Regions from separate parts of the Homo sapiens genome. Here region 1 is linked to region 2. Evidence: chromatin contacts called from ENCODE Hi-C data. All regions are on one chromosome and are shown on one strand. The core of a region is the stretch at or near the end of the contact, and the rest is flanking DNA. Distances in the headings are between cores, read along the strand shown.

Region 1 (6,479 bases), core at 883-3,382, 190 kb after region 2:
AGCTCAGGGTTCCACCCTTATAACCTTACTTAACCGCAATTACTTTTTCACTCTGAATACAGTCACATTGGGAGTTAGGGCTTCATTGTCTACATTTGGGTGGAAGGGAACACAATTTCCTCCACAGCAGCCCTGTAGATACAAAGCACAAGTCAGCAGAAGCTTCTTCTCTTTTTGTCTCTCCTTCCATCATCCACCCCCTTTCTGTACGACCCTTCATATTATACAGGATAGGAAAAACAGTCAATGTTCAAGAAATAATTTTCAAAATAATTTAAAACAGATTGGAATAGATAAAAAATATCTCATTCCCTCAGCTGCCCCTGAAATCACCATATTCAAAGAGACATCAAGTTCAGTAGTATCTGAATTTTCATCTACTACATTGAATAATGACTGATGGTTCAAGAACCATTGCCAGAGCTGTCAAGACAGCACATGTGGCAGCTCACAGATCCTGAGTCCCTTTGTTTTCATTGCCATGTGACAAGGCCATGGATAACCTGTTTCACCGCATTTCAACATAACGGAACTTCCTAACTGGAGATCCCTGGGGCCCTGTCAAGAACAATCAGCTACATAAATTAGAGACCACTGTGCTGATCTTTTTTTTTTAAACCAGTGACTTGAAGACAACAAAGGGACATTTCAATCATAGTTTGAACAATGGCAATATTAAGTGCATAGTGTCACGAGAAGAACACTTTGAGAAGTGAATACATTTATGTGAATGTATAATAAAGTCAAGTTTGTGTTTTGAAAAGCTAGTCTCTTAATCTCTCTTGCTTTGGACAGCAGTGTTACCACCTTTCTTAATTTCAGATCATCAATAAAAGGTTCTGAGCATGACTAGGCTTGAATAGGCACTGGTTGGCCATATTTTGCTTTTCTTACTTTTCTTCATTTCCCACCTAGGGAACTACAGGGAAAGTGTGGGTACCCATGGCAGAGCTGGTTGAAGGCTTAACAGGGTCAACAAATGTGGCACGTGCAGAGTGTACAATACTAAACCTGTGCCATTTTCAGAGACTATATTTTGACTATAATGCTTTGATCGCCTAATGTTTCTATAAAGTATGCAGTTTCTCTTTTGGTATGAACTTCCTCACCCAAGAAGAATAAGGTTTGTTAACTCTAGCTGAAAATGCCAGTCCTCCATGGTTTGATTGATAAGGCTAAGGCCCAATATACCTGCATCTTCCCAAACCCTAGCATAGGGGCAAACCACAAAAGACCGTCAATGATATACATTTGATAGTGAAGATGTATATGTTGCAATGAAGAAATGAGTGAATGAGCTATCATGGGGGCTGTCTGACATGTCAGCTCAATATTCAGAACCGACCTATTCCAAAGTCTAAGAACAACAATCAATATAATTTCTATTAAGAAATTTAGAGCAAAGAGAATGAACTGAATAACACAAGCGTGTCTCTAATGACACGTCTATGGGCAATTCTAGTCTAGTGAGGAAGGGGATGCAGTTAGAATCCAACTGTCCCACCATCGTCACAAGCTTTTGTTTTTGTTTTGCTTATTTTTCTTTCGGAAACTATATTGGGAAGTTCCTTAATTAGAAGCTCCCTGATTTCCTACCATAGAATCTAGGAGAGCATTTTTTTACAAGTTTCTTTTCTTTAAAAAGAAAAAGACATTTGTCATCAAATAGAACATGTCATCACCACTAGTGAGCCCTATGCTTATGCTACCACACTGATTGCATCATGAACTGAGGTACTTCAGTAAGCATTTCTGGGGCCAATCAAGTGAGGGAGAGAAGCTCTCCCATGGCATTCTTAGCCTGCATTGGATATAAAGAAGAAAGCTCAAGAAACTGTAGTTTCCCTCTGTGGCCCTTTTGTGGGCCCAAAGCAGCTATTAAGGATCCTTGGTGTTCCTGGATTATGTGCTAAACAAACCAATGTTTGAACCACAGAAGGGCCAGGCTGAGGCTGGTCTGGTCTGCAGGGGCCTCCTTTGTTTGGGGGTTGGAATCATTCCTTGGTTCCTTTTCACTACTCCTCCCCACCCGCAGCTCCTTCCCCTCTCCCAATTCATTCTTTAAGAATTTATCCTGCTGCTTCTTTAACTCAGCATGTGTCTGGGCAGATGTCCAAGAACGCTCCCTTCAACAACGACAACAACAGGAACAGGAAAAAAAAAATCCTCCACTTCAATTCAGTCCTCCCTGCTCTTGCTAGCTCTCCCGTCTCTCTCCTGGCTTTTAGCAGCTCATGATTGATAATGCCCCCAACTCTCTCACCCTGGGACTCCACATGCCTTTCTGCTGAACAACACCTTCTCTGTGAGGCAACCTGGGAGCCCAGCCACTGGGCCCTGGAACCCCCTTGGGGTCTTTTGAGAGAGAAAAAAAGAAAGGCCAAAAAGGGGCCCTAGATGGGGGCAGACCCAACAGGTACAAAGCCACCAAAGAGCTGAATGCAATGAGCTTTTGTGCGAGGGCCAGGGACTGACGGAGGTGGAGAGAGGCAGGAGAGGCGAAAAAGGGGTGAAAGGGCAAGAGGGTCTTTCCATACCTCTTTGCCACCCATTTCTTTGCCCCAATGAATGAGAAAGGCAACCACAGTGAACCTCCAAAGGACCAAGTATATTTTGAACCAATGAAAATCATTACACTAGAACTTTCCTTTGAACTCTATTGGCCTCTGTTGACCTTCCTTGAGAGACGACATGACATTTTCAATCACATTTAGTTACAAAAAGATTCATCTAATATTTATTGAGAACCTACTAAATTCCAGGTATTATGCAAGTCGTTTGCTTATGCATTTAACTCTTGAAACATCAAGGTACTAGTCACTCTTTATTAGCAGATGAGAAAATCGAGGTGTAGAGAGATTAGTTCCCTTATCCTGTATCACACAGTTAGTAGGTGACAGTGTTGGGAACTGAACTCAGGTCTTGTAATACCAAGGACCATACTTATTCCGCACTACTCTGCTGCTACAGTAAACTTTGAGAAATAAAAGAAAGACTGAATGAAGAGCTCCCGGCAAAGACAAGGACATTATTATTATTCTAGTATTTTTATTTGTACTATCCATTAATTCTGCATCAAGAAATCTGCATCATCCATAAAACTACTTTTCTCCTTTCTCATCAAAACTATCTTGGAATACAAAGGTCAGGTGAAGATTGTCCCAATGTTGATAAACCACATTATCTAATTTTACTTTATAAATGTTTTCTTGGATATCCAATTTAACATTATATCCTTTACATTTCAAGAGGGGCAGTTTGAAAGCCTTTGTCTTTTTTAAAACTGCTCTTAAAAAATATTATCTACTATATAAGAGACAATTCTTTTTTAAAGATACTTTTAGAAAAATTGTGTGCCTTTTTCACTGGATGAAAAAATATTCTGATAGATAAACCTGTGCTCTCGGTTAAACAAAAACTGTCATATAAGATGGATCCCTTCTCTTTCTGGCTTCCAGCAAACACAGCCCACATCAGTCCTCCATGTAAAAGATCAGAGCCTTGAAGGAGCCAGGTAGCTCCCAGTCCTTTTAGATAATCTCTGCTTTGCTTTCCCCCTAATTGCTGAATTTTTATTACACTTGTAAACCTCTGAAATTCCCTTGGAAACAGGCAAGACATAACTCTAAGATCTATCCCAGTCTAACTCCAAGTCTAGCACCATAACTTGAAACATTAACCTTAATGCCCCCAGGTGGGGATAGAGCAGAATAAGATACAGCAAGTTCCTAAGCAGAAGTGAAAAAAGTAACTCTATATGTTTAGGTGAATAATGTGCAGGAGAATCTGCACTCCACTCTACCGGGAGCAGAGGTGGGAAGCAGCTACTCCAAGTAAGAGCAGGAGAGGAGCAGTCGCCATGGCTGCAGCAAGACCAAGACTTTGCTCCTTTATCTTCCTGCTTCAGGATTTCCCTCCCTTACCTACTTGCTACGATGACCCACTCCCTTTCTTCATCTGCTTCCCTAGGCAATCACCACTTCCTTCCCTTCCTATTGCTCTCTTTCTTCTGCCCTCCATTTTCCTTCTCTTCCCATCCCCTTCTTTTTTTCAATTGCATTAAAAGGGCAATTCCCTGGGGAAAAGAAAAAGAGGAGACAGCCAAAAGGTTGTAACTTGTCATTTAGAAAATTATTCTGCTAATGTTGAATATTAATGGGTCTTTTAAAATGAAAGATACACACCTCTGGCAGTGTTATGTTACACCGTCAGAAATATAGAGGCGCAATCAGGAAATCCATCAGCAAATACCTTTGGAGCATTTACTTTATGCAAGAACTGGGTTAGTGAGGTGATATTGTTAAAATTATGAATAAATTTTAATGTGGACCCTTACCACAGAGAGAATAGAATCGAGTGAGATATACACATATGCCACATTCAATAACCCAAGTGAATCATACAAAACCCTATATAGATCCCATGTTATGTGCAGTAAATAAGCAGGTATCAGGGTAGAGTGCTAGAGACTAGATGGGCACCACCGAACTCTCAGAGGCAGGGTGCACTGTTGGGTGGGCTCAAGGAAGGGTAGCTTGAGATGAGCTCTGAAGGATGGTTGAACTTTGCAGAGAAGCAGCAGAAGAGAGCTGCAGCCTTAAGATTTATGCCCCTGCCCTACCCCCACCAAACACAGACACATAACACAGATGCATATGCATGCACACACACACAGGCAGCCACTTCTCAAGTCAAGGTAACTGGTCTTAAGATTTGGGCAGGAGTGAAAAGAAGTTTGAATGGAGGTTAGGGTGAGAATGAGTAATGTCTCCTGTCAAGACACTGAACAGTCATCCTCACAGCCACCTGGGATTACTGCCATGGTTGGTATGAAGCCAAAGTGCTCATACATGAAGGATTCACCAACTATTGTTTTCTCTTAAATTCAACTAATCCCATAACCAAATGGTTTTAACCTCACTGCTCACCTCAAGAACTTACCACAACTAAGCAGAACAATGAGGGTGGGAATGAAAGGAGTAAAATCATTTCTTATTTGTGAATCAAGGGGACTGATCTCACAGATCTTTGGCTCTCCTATATATATCATCCCCCTTTCTACTGCTTTGCCACTTTAGCTAATAAAGATTATTTCTATTTCTTTATTGCACAAAAGCCCCAGGTCTCATAAACAAGGGGTCTGCTCTGCATCGAGGTTTGAACTTCCTTGACCTGAGCATAAGTCCTGTTCTAGAATATTTTTCTCCCGGTATGTGGGAGTCCCTAAGTCAGCAGCTCGTAAGCCTGAATAGAAGTGAGTCCTCATCACAGAGCAAGTGTTTTCAGCACCAAATGATAGAGCTAGGCATAAGAAATAAATGCCACCTATTTCCTGCTGAATCATTTATTTGCTTTCTGAAAATATAACTGCTTATTGTTAGAGCAGAGAGGGAGAAGCTATCATTGGTTTTTGTTTCATTTGGTATTTTCCTTCAGATGGATGAAAGCATGGATCTTTTTCACTAGTATCACCTGTAAGAAAACAAATCCAGGGATATCTATTTCTTTTTATTCTGTTAAATGCTAAAAGCTTGCAAGTAACCAGTATCCACTCTAAGATTTTGACTCTGCTGGATATTTTGTGTAAGCAGTAGTCTATTTTAATTAATAAGACATGAAGAGCTAGGCAAAGATAAATTCTCTCTTATTCCTTTTTTTTGGAGAAGTCTCACTCTATCGCCTAGCCTGGAGTGCAGCAGCATGATCTAGGTTCACTGCAACCTCCACCACCTGAGTTCAAGTGATTCTCCTGCCTCAGCCTCCTGAGTAGCTGGGATTACAGGCTAACACCACCACATGTATTTTTTGTAGAGATGGGGTTTCCCCATGTTGGCCAGGCTGGTCTCAAACTCCTGACCCTCTGGTGATCCGCCCACCTCGGCCTCCCAAAGTACAGGTGTGAGCCACCGTGCCCAGCCAATTCTCTCTTATTTCTATACTCCATTGAAAACAACTGTAATTGTTGACTTTCAACTACATGTATATGTGTACTAGTGGGGAGGTGAGATTGGGGGCACCTAAGTCAGAGGCCCAGGTTTTCAATAGTGGAATAGCCATTGTCATATGCTACCTGTCAAAACCATAGCTTCTCCATGTAGCTGCCATAGGGAGCAAGTTTCAGTTCAGTATCTTTAGCGGAGGCAGTTGAAGAGTGAGGCTAATTGGTGAATAGGGTTAGCAGAACGAGCTGCAAAGAGTTGCAATCTAACTTCTAACCTAATCATCTACGCATCTTCCCTATGGCAGGTGGTTAATTTCTAAAGGAAATTTTGGGATGAACAGCTAAAGAATTTAAACACCCTTTACTCCATGACATTTTGATTGGATCTTATTTGCCAGTCAGTGGTTAAATGTCAACTATCAATAATTTTAGAAGGCAAATTTAAACTGATGAATATTTATGTGCAAGACACCACTAGATGGTATGAAAAATAAAGAAGGGGATAAGACATGGTCACTCTCAGAAACTTCTAACTTCC
Region 2 (6,555 bases), core at 3,360-5,859:
CAGATGGATATGCAATAGAGAACAAAGCACATTGCACTGATGTCTGGAAAGTTTTGCACACCTAGTGATTCATTTACAGACCATGCTGGACAGGAGCATCTCCATACAGAGGTGACTTCAGGTGTTCAGTGCATGGTTTATGGTCATCAAAAAAAATTGCATGGTGAGAGGACAGAGATTCAGGACATGGGATTTCCAGACTCACTTATCTTTAGCTCTATGAGTTTGAGCATGTTACTGCTTTTTGTCCTGAGTTTCTTTATGGCCTCTAATTCCTTCTGATTCTGCATTTTGGGTAGATAGAAGAATTTCCTCTGCTCCTAAACTGTAGGAAATTCACCTGGCCACCTTAAGGGAAGATCTGAGAGCCAAATGTGGGAAACATTCCTATTTTTTAGAAGATAACAAAGATCTCATTTTTTCTTTAGATAAACCAAATAAAGTGTAATGGGTTTTGGGCATGGAAAGGCCTGGAGAACCCAGTTAGGTCCAGGCTTGTCTGGGTGTTTCTATGATGTAAGTGTGGGTGCCTCATAGTAAAAGTGACTCAGAAGGACATGCCCTAGTGTTGCCTTCGAGGAGAAGCCACTTTTTTTTTTTTTTTTTTTTTTTTTTTTTTTTTTTTTAAGACAGAGTCTTGCTCTGTCACCAGGCTAGAGTGTAGTGGTGTGATCTCGGCTCACTGCAACCTCCACCTCCCAGGTTCAAGGGATCGAGGAGAAGCCACTTTTTAACAAAGTCCCTTTGGTTATTTCAGGACCAACTAACTGTCCACGGCTGAAGACCAAACGATTATATGAGTAACTTTAAATCTCAACCTGCCACAACCCTGGGAGGTAGATAATACCAACCATATTTTATATATAAGGAAAATGAGGCTGAAATGTTCAGAAGCATTCAAAGGTCTCACAACTAAATGTTACAAGGAATTTGAACCCAAGTCTCTATGGTAGGTGCTTTTTCTTAAGCAGCTTTCCTTTCCCATGGCCACTGGAAATACAATTGACAATTTAGTGTGTGGACTCCAAAAACCGGCAGAGAGAATGAGAGGTGTTTTTTATGCATGTCCTTTAGGTAAAGGTATAAAAAAAAATTCTTGTCAACAAATGGCTTGTTTCTTAATTCTGTTTAGTTAGCCCTGGGTTCAAACAGGTAATGGCCTAATGTGGGATTAAGAAGTTGCAGAACCTGTTGAAAAAAAAATACCAATTCTGACTGAATGTGCAATTAGGCCACAACTATGGAAAACATCCATGTACTCAGAGCTAAAAAATAACTGTCAGGTTTGACAGGAACCTGAGAATTAAGCTTCCCAAAGAGAAGAAAGGAAGCTGAAACCAGGATTCAGAGAGCAAATGAAATAGTCAAGAATTGCCAATGAGGCAAATGCCAGACTTTTAAAGAGATTTAAAAAAATTACTCACAAAAAACGATAAATACATGAGTCAATGTATGTTAATTAGCTCGATTTAGCCATTCCACAATATATACATGTTTCAAAACAACATGTTGTACAGGATAAATATATATAATTTTTATTTGTCAAGTAAAAAGAAATTCCCCGACTGTATTCCCCAAACCTGGAAATTATTACATTTCCCAACTAACAAACCTGACAGTAAAACATTATTTTTTCCAGCCTTGGTTATGTAATATGTGGAATGTGTTTGTTTTTAAAAGTACCATTTTTAAAATCATCAAAGTTATCTGAGGGCAGCCCTTTTGTCAAGCCAAAAATGTGCTTGAAGGACATCCAGCCTAGAGAGTTCCTGGGTTCTAGGCTTGAGCAGGTGGAGGCTTCCTGTCTCCAGTGGTGTCATCAAAGGCTTGTCTGTTATTGAAGACATGGTGGGGTGGCAAGCCAATGGTTTTCCAGTGTTTGTTTGAAAATCTCTCATTAGGAGTCTATACTCTCCTTCTCACCTCTGGATCAGTGCCTCCTCTCCATTGTCCTAGGTTCCTTCCTGCTCATTCCTAATCAGGAGCAGGTAACCTCCCTTACTCAGAACTTCCACATCCGTGACCTTGCAGGGAGCATGAGCCTATGCCATAGCTCCGTAAATTTTGCTCGTAATCAGTTTAATACTTAGCCACATGACATTTCGAATTCATAGAATCAATCAGATACATCTTTAACCACTGCTCTGTTTTGAGCAGAAAAATTAACTTAAGCCTTAGATCCCCTGTCTGTAAAATGGGAATAAAATGAGATATCTTAAGGAATTTGTTGTGAGGCTTCAATGAAGTAAAAATCTATCCAGCACATAACACATCACCTGGCTCCTAACTAGCATGCTGTTATTTTAACATTATTACTGTTACACATAACAATCCTGACTTCCCAATACGATAATTAGTAAGTTGAGGAAAGAGACAATGTCATATACTTCTCATATGTTTCCAAGAGCGTCCACCCAGCAAAGGGCTAGTGAGAGGTCACATGATCAACACATATGTGTTTAATGGAAGTACACAGTGTTTGGTAAAGGGCACAGACAAGAACAGCTCAACACATACAAAACCACACAACTAACACTACCATTTGAAATGAAAACAAGATGGTAATTTTTCTCAGTCTGCATAAGGAATGTTTTACAAGTCTATAAATATTATAAATAAGAGAATTCAATTTTTATGATTTGAGGATTCACAGTAGAAATAAGGGCTATTTATTATTCCATTTCCCCTTTAAAGAAAGTGAAAAACAGAGGAGGTGTTTAACTGTGAGTGTCTTTAATTCTGAAATGGAGGGTCAGATGTGGTAAGGGAGAATCACTCAAAATCTGTAGCCCAGATGTTAGAATCCCAGACTATCAGGACTGGGAAGGATCATTAAGTGGATTCCAATATTCCACTGATGAGGAAACTGAGGCTCCCAGAAGTCATACTACATTGTTGGTGACACTGTCCCAACTCAGACCTCTGCACCCTGGTCCTCTTACCAACTCACTGAGAGCAGCCAGGACTTTCATGTGATTTTCCTGCCCAGGTTCCTAACTTTGCAGTTTCTTTGCTTATTTTGCCTAATGACTGTGAAGGCCCCATTAGGGAACGTGCTAAAGTGAGGTAGGGACGCAGTGTGGTGGGCAGACTCCTGCAGAGCAATGTGTGATTTGCTTTTGAGAGTAATTCGAAGACAAGAGGAACACATAGGGGCTTCTGACATCAATAAAAGTCACTGGTCATAATGGAAAAAGATCAGACCATGGTTTGCACTTTAAAAGAAACAAATTAGGTGGCAGTGTTCATTAGTAACGAGGCAGCACTTGCCAAAACATTGATAGCCACCTTTACAGCCACCTCTTTGTCTCTGTCACCAGTGGAAAACCATATCCCAGTCCCTAAAATTGCCCTTCCCTGCAAAGGTCCCTTCCTTCGGAGGAGTTTCTCAGATGCCAATCCATAATGCAGCTAAGTGTTCACAGTGGGCACAGGACTTTGGAGTTGCAGGTCCTTAGAGCTGGAGGGGGTCTTAGTGATCATTTTCCTGCCAAAAGAGGCTGGGGCCACCCAAGGGGACACATTTTGCAGAGTCCACAGTTTTGCCCTATGTTGGCCATATTTACTGGAGGGTGGGGTCTGGAGTTGTGTGCCTCAGGTCTGCTGTCAGCCAGTTTCATCCTCCTTCCACTCCTTCTGAGAAAGTGTGTCGTGCCCAGACCACCTGGGCCTGGGTCCCTCTTCCTGTTTTTTTTCTAGCTCTCCAAAGCCTGGAGCACTGGCTGTGTGGTTGTGGTGAAAATCAATTCAGAGTCCTTTTATCTCCACATTAAGCCTCCATAGCCAGCTGTTTTTATATGGAAGTCCCCACAGGCTGGGCCCGGTCTAGTGACCATTTGCAAGAAAACAAAGGACGAGACAAAAAGGCTGATGATGGCAGTTTTTAGAGGTGGGTACAGCAATTCCAATGGAGGGGGAAAAATTAAAAGATGACACTTCCACGCAGCCGTGAAAGGAGACGGAGGAGTCCTTCCTCTCCTTGAACAATAAAAGGCTCCTGCTAATTTTTACCAGAGTCGGCTCTGAAAACCTGCCGTTGACTGTGAGTCACTGGCCCTCCGGGGAATAGGAGGTGGGGAGGTGGGGAGGTAGGGGTGGGGGTGGAGTGAGAGCTCTCTGTGTGTGTGTGTGTGTGTGTGTGTGTGTGTGTGTGCGCGCACCAATGTGTATAATCTCACAGTGCCCAGAGCCCTGGAGATCCTGGAACACTTCAGTAGCACAGGCCAGATTCATTAAAAACCCTGGCTACAGGCCAGCAGTTAAAATTGAAGCAGCATATTTATTGCATTTTGTTCAAATAAATCTGAAAACGTGTGAATCATATTCCTTGGAGAGATTGGGAGAAGAAGTAAACAACATCAGGCTAATACTTACAAGCCGTGGCGGAGAGAGAACAAAGATACAGAAGGTTCCGCCGCGACAGGGAACTCTGTGGGATGCTCCCCCTTCCTAGGTGGGGGCTGAAGGGGTCCACACTCTCCCCCACCACTTTCTCTATGGGCTGGGTCCTGACCTTGGTGTCACTTTAGGGCATGGGCTCTGCTCTCTTCCCTGGGTTTCTCAGTTGCACCCTGGCTTAGCCCGCCCTGCTGTTCTCCTAGACGCTGTGGCTGCCATCCTGCTTTCTAATGGCAGCTGCAGAAATTACATTCAATCATGAGTTTTCCTAAAATAGTGTATAAGGGAAAACCTCCCCCACCCTCACCAGCCCCGTTCATATGAAATTCGGCAACAGCTCAAACTAATTGTTTGCCTCTAGAAAGCAAAATAAAGTAGCTGGTCAGCTCTATCATGTACGGGCTGTATTTTCTTTTGTTGTTTGTTTTCTTTCAGTGATGCTAGGGTGGATTGTCTGTTTAGGAAGGAACCTCCTTGTGGGTGGAGGCTGCATGTAGGACTTTTGGCCTCAGTTTTCTGAAGTGTAAAATGGTAATACTTCTTCTCATATGGTAATTATGAGGACTGAATACATGTGACATCTTGTAAGAGCATGTAACTCAAGAACAGAATATCCCCATGACTAAATGTCAAATCTCTTATCCTTCTCTCTGTAAAAGAAATGATTTATGGGCATATGTATGTCATACTTATGATCTATTTTTCTCTGTTCACCCCAAGATAGTTTCTATAACACAATTTTGCCACTGACTCCCTCCCTCATTGCCTTTTATCACACATGTGCTTGTTGGTGTGAAACATTGATAAAGGTAGATGCACAGGCATAAAGTGTAATCCAATATTCTTCTCTTACTTCTCACAAACACGTTTGTGAGATGTTTAGACATCTCTAAAAACCCTCTGACCTTCTGCCAGTTTTATCAGGCTTGGGGCATGAGTGGATGTTTGGAGGCATGCTGAGGGTCACCCGAGAAAGGCAGGTGCATGTCTGTTGTATTTTAAGGCCCTGCGAAAGGTTAAGTGTGCTTCTAAGCACCTTATACCTATTCACTGTAGTTAGGTTCTTAGGTGAAGATTTCATGGTGATGGAGGTAAAGGTAGATCAAGACCTAGGCAGCAGTTGCCAATCCATAGATCTGGCAGAGGGGGCAGGTTTCTGAATTGGGGCCAAAATGTGAGATGGCCTGACACACCTCACCTGGTGGAACAACCCATCTTGCCCAGACCCCTAGAGTAGAGAGTGGAAATACGACTTTTGAGAAGTTGATTTTATTCTAGTACCTTGATACCTACTCCATCTCATTGTTGAGGCTCCCCCTCTTCTGCTCTGGCCAGGTTTGGGGTCATTCCTTTCTACTCACTGTGCCTTGGACCCCGAAAAATCTAGGGCAAGTTGATCTAGCTCCAAGAACATCCTCCCCAAGCCCTGGCATGCTCGCCACTGATCAGGAATCCCCTGATGTGGAGGCAGAGAGTCCGGAGCAGGCACCCCACTGGCTGTTTGAAGCATGCATTCCAGTTCCTGAAACTCTTTATCTCACACACTGTGCTGGTAATAGGTATAGCCAAGACTTCAATTGCAGGTACATCATGCTAAGGCACTCTCTAAGACCTTTTCATGTATTATTTAATTATTAATTATTATTTATTTAAATATCATTTAATACAACAAGTCTATTTGTTGGAGCATTATATTCATTCTCATTTTATGGAGGAGGAAACTGAGGCACAGAGAAGGTAAGTGATTCACCCTTTATTACCACAACTAGTAGGTGGTAGGGTCAGATTTTGAATGCATGCAACCTGGCTACAAAGTCTTAACCACTAAACAATGCCATACGGTCCTTGTTTCTTGACCCTGTCAAGAATCAGACATTGAGTTCCCTCGATGTTTTTGTTTCCTGAGTGTGTGCCAGGAGGAAATTCAGCAAGCCGTCCCTAGGCCAGAGCACTTTCCCAGTTAAACAACAGCATATTTATTAATTTATTCCATTCTACATGAACCTGTCTCTGGCTGTATGGGCTTAAATTGAAATGCGCTGCCCTGATCCAACAGCAGGAGGATGTAATCTGAATTATTTCTCCCTTGCTGGGGAATGTGCCCTGAGTCACCAGCACAGATTCCTCCTCCTTTGCTTCTTTCCTGCAGGGTGGCAG

The links. Hi-C counts contacts between places; a loop is a spot of excess contacts on that map. Pooled maps may share reads with other maps.
Region 1: a map of aorta shows a loop between it and region 2 (3-fold over the local background). The contact joins two enhancer-like sites. A Hi-C loop is called at or near these places in 3 of 168 maps with a recorded cell type or tissue (aorta, left colon and sigmoid colon), 1 of 37 single-sample maps with no recorded cell type and 6 of 50 pooled maps.

Annotation. Positions count from the first base shown.
Region 1 is chr18:44,822,309-44,828,787 of GRCh38, reverse strand. All of the region lies in intron 2 of SETBP1 (SET binding protein 1), which reads right to left. Among named protein-coding and RNA genes, the nearest start is that of MIR4319, 140 kb to the left of the region's middle. RefSeq lists an enhancer at 864-3,268. Within about 2 kb of position 2,132, at least 24 of the 41 ENCODE cell types and tissues checked have a DNase peak (open chromatin) inside an H3K27ac peak, as active enhancers do.
Region 2 is chr18:45,014,330-45,020,884 of GRCh38, reverse strand. All of the region lies in intron 4 of SETBP1 (SET binding protein 1), which reads right to left. Among named protein-coding and RNA genes, the nearest start is that of MIR4319, 47 kb to the right of the region's middle. Within about 2 kb of position 4,609, at least 8 of the 41 ENCODE cell types and tissues checked have a DNase peak (open chromatin) inside an H3K27ac peak, as active enhancers do.